Linked DNA regions of Homo sapiens: region 1 is linked to region 2. Evidence: chromatin contacts called from ENCODE Hi-C data. All regions are on one chromosome and are shown on one strand. The core of a region is the stretch at or near the end of the contact, and the rest is flanking DNA. Distances in the headings are between cores, read along the strand shown.

What was found. Hi-C counts contacts between places; a loop is a spot of excess contacts on that map. Pooled maps may share reads with other maps.
Region 1: a loop to region 2 is called in a pooled map, with 2.2 times the contacts of the local background. The contact joins the promoter of DMRTA2 here to the enhancer-like site in region 2. A Hi-C loop is called at or near these places in 1 of 168 maps with a recorded cell type or tissue (endothelial cell of hepatic sinusoid) and 1 of 50 pooled maps.

What each region holds. Positions count from the first base shown.
Region 1 is chr1:50,422,101-50,427,537 of GRCh38, forward strand. It overlaps DMRTA2 (DMRT like family A2), which reads right to left and starts at 1,343. Exons shown (of 3, transcript NM_032110.3): 1 at 1,016-1,343. LOC105378714 (a long non-coding RNA gene) reads left to right here and starts at 1,446. Exons shown (of 3, transcript XR_947325.3): 1 at 1,446-1,797; 2 at 2,338-2,501; 3 at 2,740-2,772. RefSeq lists a silencer at 2,466-2,525 and enhancers at 4,350-5,343, 5,344-5,437.
Region 2 is chr1:50,332,299-50,337,962 of GRCh38, forward strand. No RefSeq gene overlaps it. Among named protein-coding and RNA genes, the nearest start is that of LINC02808, 14 kb to the left of the region's middle. RefSeq lists an enhancer at 590-1,090 and a silencer at 774-973. Within about 2 kb of position 1,418, at least 3 of the 41 ENCODE cell types and tissues checked have a DNase peak (open chromatin) inside an H3K27ac peak, as active enhancers do.

The DNA.
Region 1 (5,437 bases), core at 93-2,592, 90 kb after region 2:
TTTCTTTTTGTTTGTTTATTTTTAATGCAGTTTGGGGCAGAAGCTTTGGAGAGAAAAATCAACAACAGAAAGAATAGCTTTAGGAAGCAGAGTGAGGACGAGGAAACAACTTGGGCAAAGTTAGGCCCAGTGGCTCTGGGACCCGTAAAAATGTGAGCGCCAAAAGTTCCACGGTGAGGGCCTCCAGAGAGTGAGAGACAAAATGTATGTGGAATTTAGCTTAGGACTGGGAAGTATTAAAGAGAAAAATTCGGCCAAAGAAACTTTCTGTATAGGCAAACCCAGCCCAAAGATGAGCTTCATGGGCAAGGAAAACAGTGAAAAGCAGCTGATCTGGGTGTCCGGGATCCAGGGGCCGCGCCTGGGAGAGGGGAATGTGTAAGAAAAAACCCCACAGGCAAATGCTGGGGGAGGGGATTGGGTAAAACCTGTGGTGCAGTTTTTTAGCTTCGCAGTCTGGAGTAGTAGTCGGGGCGGAAGACGTATCCTGCGAAAAGTTAGGCATTTCGGGAGGGGGATCTTTCTCGAAGACCACCTCACACTGCCCTCCCCTCCCCTCCGGGTTTAGGGACAGAGTCGTCAGACACGCCCTCCCCGTCTTGGGGTCCCAGGGGACCCCTCTCGAGCGCAGGCTCCTGCGTTCTGATCTCAGAGTTGGGGTCCTAGGACACGGATGGCCCAGCAGGCCGCACCAAGCCAGGGGAGTCGCCTTCGCAACTGGCCATAAACGGACACCAGAGTCCCTCCCACGCCGCAGCCCCATAAGGCCCAAGCAGGCCCAGCTCCCCGCTTCTGCCGCGGTCTCCTCTGCTTCCCGCGTTCCCCGTCCCTGCCAGAGCCCGCGACAGAGTCCTTGTGTCTCCGTCCGAGAGTCCCAGACCTCCTCTCTATGAGCGTTGCCTCCTCTCCCAGACCCTTCGGGCGTCCCTAAGGCCCACGGGGCCCAGGCCTCCTCAACAGGGGCCGCAGACCAGGTCTCCACCCACTGCTCTCCCTGCGGCCCTCAACTACCTGCCTTGGGCTCCGGGATCCTCCTCCTCCGCTGGCGCTGCACGCGCCTCCCGGCTCCACTGGCGACGCTGGAGCTCTTGGCCGCTTCCCTTTGCCCCCGGCCCCTTATCTGACCACGTCACCCTCCTTCAGTCACCATGTCCGAACTTCCGGACCCCTCAGAACGCAGCGCAGTCCAACCCTCCCTTCAGAAATCCGGGTCGGAGGCTCGTCTGCGGGCCGCGTGGTTGGAACCCGCGACCTGACTCTCGCCGTGCCGGGTCCCCTCGCGGTGCGCGCCGGACGCTGCGCGCAGCCGGGGCCCAGTTGCCCGGCGCTGCCAGACTCTCAATGAGCCGCTCGCCCGCTCTATTGTTGGTCCTTAGGGCTCCATTAGACAGAATTGGACAACAATGTGGCGCCTGCCATTGGCCAGGGGAGGCAGACGGCGCTCTGATTGGCCGGGCCCGCGCCCGGGGAGCCCCGCATTCTGCAGTGTCCGAAAGATTCGAAACTCCAAAAGCTCCACTGCGTGCCTCTGGGAGGGGAGGGGGCGCGCCAGGAAAGGAGTGGAAAAAAGTGGGCGAGGAGGAGCGTTGAAAATTTCCTGACAAGTAGTTTCCGTGCGCCCGAGAGCGTGTGAATTGCTCCTAATTACCGTGTCCGGTGCGCCTCTCTGCGTAGACTTGTGTAACCTCTCGGCTTCTGGGGCGCCGGCTCGGCTGCACCGCTCTTACTGGCCTGGGGCGCTTGGCAAAGCCGAGCTTCCCAAGTGGCTCTGGAGCCCTGAGGCGGGATGGGGGGCAGGTGACAATTCAATTACTGCGGTCGGGGTAGGGGCGGGACAAGGGTGCGGGGGTGGGGAAGGGAGGGTGTTCAAGGCATAAATGCCAGGACGATTTTTCCTGCCTTCTTCCTGCTATGTTTCGGCGCGCTCCCAAATCCGACGAGTTTGGGGTAGTTGGGGGCTGCTTTGGTTTTTTCCTCCTGTCTCCTTAAAGCTCAGTTACTTTATTTTAAAAGTCCTGATACGATAGTCATCCTGGAGGGTAAGTGTGGTTTATGAAGATTTTCGTGTTTAAAGAGAAGCTCAGCGAAGAGAAATGAGATTGCACTTCCTGTCGGTGCCCGCCACGTCCCTCGCGCCCTGAGCCTTTCCTCTCCCCGCCCCTCTTTTCGCGTCCCTCAGCCCCTTTTGAGCTCTCTTTTCCTCACTTTTCAGCATCTCGATTTCTTTTCCGTGGTGGTGGGATTCTTTTTGTCGTTATTGCAAATGAACAAATAGCCCCCCCCCCTTTTTTTTTCTTTTCTAAACGAAAGTAAAAAGTGGCCTCTGTGTCTCCGCAGATTCTCTTAAACTCAGGACGCGCATCGGTCTGTCCGACCTTCCCGGCAAGAGACAAAGTCACTGCTGGGAGGCCCCCTCGGACAGTTTTCAGTTTTAACTTTCGCCTTATTCTCGTCTTGTCTTGATGTCACGGCCCTGAGGAACAGCTCGTTCTGCAGAAGAGGTAACAGGTTTCAGATTTTGTTTCCTTTTTGAAAGGCTGTTGCCTTTCAAACATCTGGAATTAATGCCGCGGCCCTCGGGCGAGTCGCCCTCGGTTTCTGTAGCTCTGATTTTATCTCTGTGTCTTTTCCCCTCTAATTTCTAAAGTTCTGTTTTTCCCTCTAATTCTGTTTTTCCCTCTAATTTCTAATGTTCTGTCACTCTCGTTTTTGTTCTCTACTTTTCTCTCTCTCCTTCAGAATAAAGAAAATTCGTTTAAATAATGAGGAAAATGAGCGTTCCTGTCGTTCTCCCTCCACTCTTGACCGTGCGTCTCTGCGTTGCTCTTTCGAACCTCCAGGCCGGCGGGAATCTGGGCGCGCAGACTCGGCCCGGGTCGTCGCGGCCTCAGGACGCAGCCCATTCCGCCTGGCACGACTACTGGGCCGCGTCTTGTCAGTCTATCAGCTTCTGAGCCCAGGAATGGGGGTGGGGGAAGGACGGTGCGACTAACGGGCCCCCACCCGAAGACCGCAGAACCTGGCGCCCCGGAAGAGCCCTGGAAGATGCCCACCGGGAGGCTGAGGCTGGAGGGAGGAGTGGGTGGGGGTGATTCGCTGGAGGACCGGGCGGAGAGCTTCCAGAAAGTTCACCAGGCCCCGGCGCGAGGGCGCTCCGACACGGACAAGGTCTATGATAGCGATAAAAAGCTGGTTACTCGCTCCCAGAAAATGCCACTTGCTGGAGTCTGTGAATGGGTTTAGGAGAGAGAAGGGTGTCAGCCCCCGCGAGGGTCTCCCGCGTGAAGTGAGGATAAGGGAGTGCTTCAGGGATAATATGTCCTCTAGGAGCGCAGGACCCAGACCCCACCTTCCAACACCTGGAGGTTCCGAGGCCAAGTATGTCTAGCCCCGGCTGCACCTGGGTAGGTGAGCCATGGGGTCGGGGGAAGAGCGCCGACAACCGCCGGATTCCGCGCAGGGGCCGCCAGGCGCCTGCTCCCAGAGCTCCTTTGGACAAAGTTTTCGGGAAATTCTATTAAACCGAAAACGAAATAAACTATACAAATCTGCCTAGCTTTTGAGGGGGCGGTGGCCCAGGTATCCTTCTCGCTTGAGGCCAGGTCACCGTGAGATTTCCCCACTCCGGACCGGGGATCCCGCAGAAGCCAAGGGTGTAGCCACGAGGACTCGGGAACCCGAGGCGGCCCAGCAGATGCGTGAGGAACTTCATTTTCTCAGGAGTGGGAGGAGGAGCATCCTGGCATCTAACACAGCCCAACCAGAGGGAATCCGCCCAACCCCTAGTGGCGGCATCTCACTCTTCTCTCGCTCCTCTTTTCTGGCATTCACATCCCCACAGGTCTGAGACCCACAGCCTTTTCTCCCACTCCCCGGAGGTTAGGGTGTTCATGTGAGTGAATGTGTTATGGAGGGAGGCAAAATAAACCCGTTATGGAGGGAGGGCAAATAAACCCAAGGTCATCTCACCCACACTTCGACAGGGCAGGATATCCTCTGCCCAGCTTCCCAGGCCGCTCCAGGGCCAGTTCCTCCTGATTTGGATTGGGTTGGTCGGAGGGGAAAGCAAGGGCATGGCCCAACTGAGCCACCAGCACTAGTAGAGCACGCCCAGGTTGAGGCAGCAGGGTCTACCCCCTTCCCAACCTGAGTGTAGCTTCACACTTGGACACACCCCCTCCCACGTGCGTGTGACCACTCTCTGCAAAGTTTGGGACACACTCTCACGCCAGCATTCAGAGAGCACCACCGGGCCCAGGCTCAACTCTGATGCTACCCTCCGGCTCAAGGGGACCCCTTCAGTGAGTTTGACCTCACAGTGTTCTTATAAGCATGTCCCCATCCTGGGCCATCCACTTGGTGTGTGACATTCCCAGACTCCCACAGATTTCCACCTCGGTGATAGCACACGCCGACAGGAGCACATTCTTACGCAGGTATGCCCTGGTTTATGCGCGGAGCTCCAGTCTTACTTCTACAGTTGGGCCCCGGGCAGAAAAAGCCAAAACCCTCCGGGACAAATGAGGCGGCTGAGAGCAGAGGGTCTTCCTCACACATCCACACGCGTACTCTTAGCTCAGAATCATTTGCTGACGCCTCTGCTGTGCCAGGGGCTGGGGGCCCGGGTGAGAGGGCCCAGCCAAGAAAATCCACCCCATCCCTATTCGCCCCCGGCCCCATCCCCCACGCCCACGCCCAGGAACTGGTGGCGTCCAAAGGGACTGCGTTGGGGTGAGGCCGGGGTTGAGGGCCTAGGGCGCAGAGCCGGCTGGAGACGCGGCGTGGGGAAGGGGGCCGAGGGTGAGTAGTGTAGCTCTGAGTAAAAGAGCCAGGGGCGCCGATGGGGGACCCGGGAGGCATTGACTTTTGCGCTGTTTGCCCGCGGCCTCGGAGCAAGCAGACGCCATCTGTTTGCCGGCTGCGACGCGTCCCGTTTAATTACCCTCCCGGCAGCCTAATAGAGATGATATTAAACTAAATCTTTCTGACATTAAAAGTAATTATCCCCAAACCGGTGGCTCCGGGACGGAATGGCCCCTCCCGCACCCACCCCTTCCCTGGCCGCGCCGGATTCCGTTAGTTTGGCTGATACTCTCCGCCCGGGAATGGGGCGCAGAGGAAAGGGGGAAAGTGCCTTTGGGAGAAGGAATCTCCACGGGTTGCCCTACACGCGTTTTCCCGCACAACCACAGACTCTCCTGTTCCTATGTGAACACACGCACGTGTACACACAGACACGTAGCGACATTTTCCTCCAGATCAACTCATGAGTCATGCTGATGAAGACCCTCAGCCGCGCACACCCTCTGTGGACAGGGAGACGCGCAGCTTGGTTTCCTGTCCCCGTCCTCTGACACCGCTAAAATGGTCATTTTCCGTGGTCATAGCCACGGATCTATGCCACGACCTGGGACCGGGCATAATTTCGGAGCCAGAA
Region 2 (5,664 bases), core at 168-2,667:
TGCAGACAGCTGGGTAGTGCAGTTTGGGAGGGAGCATTCCTCAAGGCAGAATACCGAACATGACAGAGGAGGTTTTGTCGGGAAGCTATAGGATGAGAAGCCGTGGCAGTTTTGATACAGGTTTTGGGAAAACTAACAGCTACATTTTCTTAAAAGGAATGCTGATCACTGAATTACCTAAAAATAGTGCTTCAGATATACCGGGCATGCGCATGGGGCTGGAAGACAGCTAATTCCTTATTTATTCTAACAGGGAGACAACAGATAAAGTCTAGCGTTGGTAAATTAAGAAATCGCAGCATGAGCATATTATTTTGAAGTATGAGGGTAAATGCCAGAAAATACAGGTAAAAGTGGCTAAAGTGGTTGCCATCAGAGTGCAGAACTGGGAGGATGGATTGGGTGAGGCAGGAGATGGCTGTTTTTCCATAAAGAAGAAGCCTTTCCATTTGCATCCAGCCTGGGCCTCAGATTTCCTGAAGCACTTTCACATACAATATGAATTGGTTTCCTCAAGAACCCCCCATTACAGAGACAGGAAGCAGAGGCCCGGACAGAACAGTGACCGCTCAAGGTCACGCAGCAAAGCCTGGGCCCCCAGCGCTGGTTTGGTAGACCCCATCCCCACCCCGCCACCCCGTCACCCCACACCCAGAACCACACCCAGAACCAGAAACCAGCTAAAGGCCAGCTGGGGCGCCAGACGACTCGCCCTGCCCCGTCGACGCCCCAGACGGTGTTGCCGACCTCCGCCCCGCAGCGCTGGTGTGGGCGCGGCCGGACCTCACTCAGCCTGCACTGCCCCGCGCCGCTCGCCGCGTCCACACTGTCCTTGGGAGGACGCGCGGGGAAGCCGCGCACGATGCGGCAGCGCCCCCTGCCGGGCTCCGGGCGCTCCGCTCCCAGCCGGCTCGGCGAGTGCTCCGGGAAAGGGGTCCGGACCCCACACGCACTGGGTTCCAGGACAGGCTCTCGCTCGGGCTGGGCCGACTCTGGCCCGCCTAGGCCCCGGGCACGCTGCAGTGAAGGCGGTACCCTCACCACAGTCACAGAACGTGTCGGCTGCCCGCGCGTCCTCCCAAGGACAGTGGACGGGAGCTGGGGCTGGAGAGGGTAACGACCTGCCCAAGGTCACACAGCACCGCAGTGGCACAGCCAGGACTGGCACCCACACCTCCCGCGGAACCTTGCAGGGGCCCAAACCACCTGGGTTCTAGAGCTCCTTGAACTGGCCTCTTGGGCTTTAGGGAAGAGCTGGGGACGAGGGAATGGGGTGGGGCCACACCACATTAGCACGGACCCTTGGGTGACTTGGGCGGAAGACGGGGCGTCAGGGCCGCCTGCGCGCGCGTGACCTCCAAGGGTCCTTCTGGCGCTCCTCCGGCGCTGCGTGCGGCGCTGGGCTGCGGCTCACCCGACACACCGGCGGCAGCCGCGGCTGCCCCCTACTGGCGGAAGGAAGAGTCGCCGCTCCGGGGCCCTTGGCGGCCGCCGCTCTTCGCGCCTCCTTGGCCTGGCTGCCACCCTTCCACCCTCGGGGGAGACCCCGCGCTCTGTGCTCACTCGGGGAAGAGAGGCTCAATCACGGCCTGGACCAGCACTAGGGACCTAAACGCTCTTCTCAGTGTGCGTGAAGCCAGGTCCTCAAATCCGCCTTCAGTAAGAGCAGCACAGGGTCGTGGTTAAGAGCATGGACTGCAGAGCCCGACTGCATGAGTCCTGGCTCTGCCTCTCCTCAGCTGTGTTACCTTAGGCAAGTTACCAAAACTCTGTGTGTCTCAATTTTTGCTACCACAAAATGAAAATAGTACCTAATACATAGACATTGTATGTATGTGAACGCTTAATTTAACTGCATAGCAACCCTATGACGTTGATACAGTTATTCCCATTGAATGATGAGCCACAGACAGGTCAAGTAACAACCAAGTTTCCGCAGGAAATAAGTGGTGGAGTTAGAATAAAAATCCAAGTAATCTGGCTCCAGGATCCCTGCTTTTATACACCATGCTAGACCCGGATGGTAATAGAACCCACATTTTAGGGTTGTCCTGAGGGTTCTATGAGCTGACGGATGTAAAGTGTTTAGAATGGTGACTGGCACACAGTAGGCAGGAGGTAAGTGTTCACTGAGCACCTACTGTGTGGCAGCACTGTACTAGGCACCTGGGATACAGCAGTGAGCAGGCTGATCCAGCCACACCCTAGTGAAGCTGCCAGCCTAGAGAGGCAGACATTGAACAAGCCTGACAAACATTTAGGGTGCCCTGAGATTGAGGATCCCAGGTCAGAGGGTGGCCCAGACCCATACCCAGCCACTGACAGAGGGCCAACCTCAGGGAAGAATCCAGTACAGAAATCTCAGAGTAGGAGACAAATACCCCAAGCTGAGAAAGGCACTCAGAGGAGGTGCCTTCTGACTTGAGCCTTGAGAGCTAAGGTCTTTGCCAGGCAGAGGTGAGATGGGATAAGGCCCCTCCTCTTGCAGCCATTCACTCTGCCCCCACCTGGAAGTCCTCAAGTCCCCCCTTCTAAGGCAGGAATCGCTGGCGAGCTGGTTTGGATCCACAAGACAAATTATCTTGGTTTAAAGAACCACTCCCAAAGCCCACAGAGAATATTTTTCCAGGTGGGGGAGAGGTGTGATGAGGGGAGCATGAGGCCCCAGAGAGATTAACTCTAAATGGGCCACCTCAGGAGGCAGAGAACTCATCCCCATCAAGGTGGACAAGAGGCTGGAAAGCCACCTGCAGGTGTCTTGTGGGGGCCTCCCTGGGCAGCCAGAGCAGTGGAACAAGCTAACTTCACTGGTTCCTCTCTGTGACAAATCAGATTGCCCTTTCAAAATGTCCTTGTTGATGCCCCTCGGAGGGCTGCGTGGATCTCAGCCGCTCTTCCCCCGTGCCAGCCAGTTTAATCAGATGGCTTTCCTCCAGACTCCTGACTGTAGCCTGAGCTTGCCAGAGAAGGGAGATGTTAATCAGGTAAGGATGGATTCTAGGAAAACAAACAGGAGAACTTTGGTGGGCTGGACAAGCAGCAGACATTTGTTGAGCCCTTCTTTTGTGGCAGATCCCTTACTAGATGCTTTACATTTACGATTTTATTCTTAATCCCCAGAGCAGCTGTGTGAGGCAGAAGTAGTATTTATTATTCCCCATTGTCTATGTGATTGAACCAAGACTCCGGAAGCGGCAGAACTTACCCAAGGTCACAGGGCTGGCGAGCAGCAGAGGCAAGATTTGAAACCAAGTCTGGGTAACATTAGAATGGGAATCTTTTCCACCACATTCCAGTGTTTCCTTAGAGGAGCCTGATGCAGGGTAGAAGCGATGGGGGAGCAGAGGGTTGGGGAGAAAAAGATGGAGGAGGGGTTTTTGCCAGGCAGGCAAAGACAAAGAAATGCAGGTTGGAAGGAGACAATGTCTCAGCCAAGGTCTTCATTTTCTCCCTAGGCCACATAAAATCAGCTGGGCCGAGGCCTCCTCCCTCTGCAGGGTATTTTGAAAACCACCCACCTCTAAATTTCTTCTGTTCCTGTGCTTTAAAGTTCCTCTAAAAAGTTGGAATAAATTTGCCTGTCTTTTCTCCCAGACAAATGCAGAGGAGGAAAACAAAAAGAACACGTATTTTATGAACGCAAATTTGGGACAGTGACACCTCCAATCATTATTTTATGGCATGATGATATACAGTAATTAGGTGTCAAGAGTAATCTATGGCCACAAGAACAGAGTCATCTCTGCGAAAAAAAATGCTCTTTCCTCCCAGAAGGAAATCTGAGTGTGGAGAGGGAGGGGGCGGGAACTGAAGCCTGCAGAAGGCAACGCACAGCTGCCTACTGGGCATGAGGCGAGGAGGCCCAGCAGCTGGGATGGTGCTCCTGGGGGGCGGGAGGAAGGGCCCTTTCCTGGGGGTCAGGAGGAGGCCTAGATATGAGTCTCACCTCCTGGCTCTGACACCCCTTTCCTGTAACCTTGGACAGAACTCATTCCCTCTCTGGAAGACATTTCCTTTAATTGCCAGGACCTGGAGCCCTCCTGGAAGGTTTCCTGAGAAGTGGAGCTGGAGTTGGGCCCCAAGAGATGGGAGGATGTGGATGGGCATGCAGAAGCAAGAAAGGCCTTCTGGGCTAAGAAGCTGGCCCAGGAAAAGGTATGGAAGAGGGAAATCTGCCTTGAGGACCCACTTATGGGGAGAATTGTTTTTAAGACAGCATCATTCACGACAGCTGCCAATTTATTCTTTTATTTCTCTGAGATAAAATGCTGAGTTTTCACCTTTGTTTTCTTTCAAAAACACTACCTGAAAGGGCACTTTGTATCTGATGAACTGGGCTCAATTTATCTCTACCACTTCCTCAAGCAAGTAACTTAGCCTTTCAGCCTCCGAAAGAGGTATAATTTTATCTGAGGCTATTGTGAGAATTACATGAAATAATATAACCAATTCCTAGGCCAGGGCCTGGAATGATCCTCTCCCAGACCTTCACATGGCTGGCTTCTCCGTGTCACCCTTCAAACCTTAGATGAGTCAAAGGTTTCTCAGGGAAGGCTTCTCTGACCACCCAGCCTGGAGGAGGTGTTCCAGTTCCTTCCATCTCAGCATCCCCTTCACCTCCAGGGTAATATTACAAACGAAAGTCAACCTGTTCATCCATTCAGCTGCCTGCTGTCTGTCTGCCCCACAAGAATATAAGCTCCATGAGGGCCCTCTGTCTTGTTTGCAACTAGAGTGCCCCCTAGCACATGATAGGTGTTCAGTTAAATTCTTATGAAGTAAATGAATAAATATGGAACACAGTAGGTTTCAATAAATGTTAGCTTTGTTCCTTACCCTGCCTCACCCTGTCATTTTTACCTTTCTCCTTTAGCCAGGATTCCACTGGAGTGAAGCAGAGAAGCCCAGACCGTATGGCCTGTCTTACAGTTCTCTAAGACTTGACATCTTCAGCCTGTACTGTCTCAGGTTAAACTGAGGCATCTAGAGAGGGTCAGTATCTTGCCCAAGGTTACACAGCTCATAAGTGACAAAGCTGGAACTGACACTGTAGCAGCAAGTCCAGCTACAGAGTTTATGCTTTCAAGCACTATACCATATGCCTCTCCTAACTAACACTATTAGGGGTCCAAAACAGCTCTAACTACTTCACATATTTTTAATTTTTATTTTATTTTATTTTATTTTATTTTTGAGATGGAGTCTCGCTCTCGTCCAGGCTGGAGTGCAGTGGTGCGATCTCAGCTCACTGCAAGCTCCGCCTCCTGGGTTCACGCCATTCTCCTGCCTCATCCTCCCCAGTAGCTGGGACTACAGGCGCCCGCCACCAAGCCTGGCTAATTTTTTTTGTATTTTTGGTAGAGATGGGGTTTCATCGTGTCAGCCAAGATGGTCTCGATCTGACCTCGTGATCTGCCCCCCTCGGCCTCCCAAAGTTCTGGGATTACAGGCATGAGCCACCGCGCCCGGCCATATTTTTTATTTTTAAGTGATCACTATTCTCCATTATCTTTTCTTTTATGGTTGGGAGAAACTGAGGCTCAGAAAGTTTATGAATCTTGCTCAAAGTCACCAACAAGTCAGTGGCAAACCTAGCCTCGAACGAAGGTGGACTTGACTCCAAACTTATCAGTATATTTTTAACAAACTTTATTTTTTAAGAAG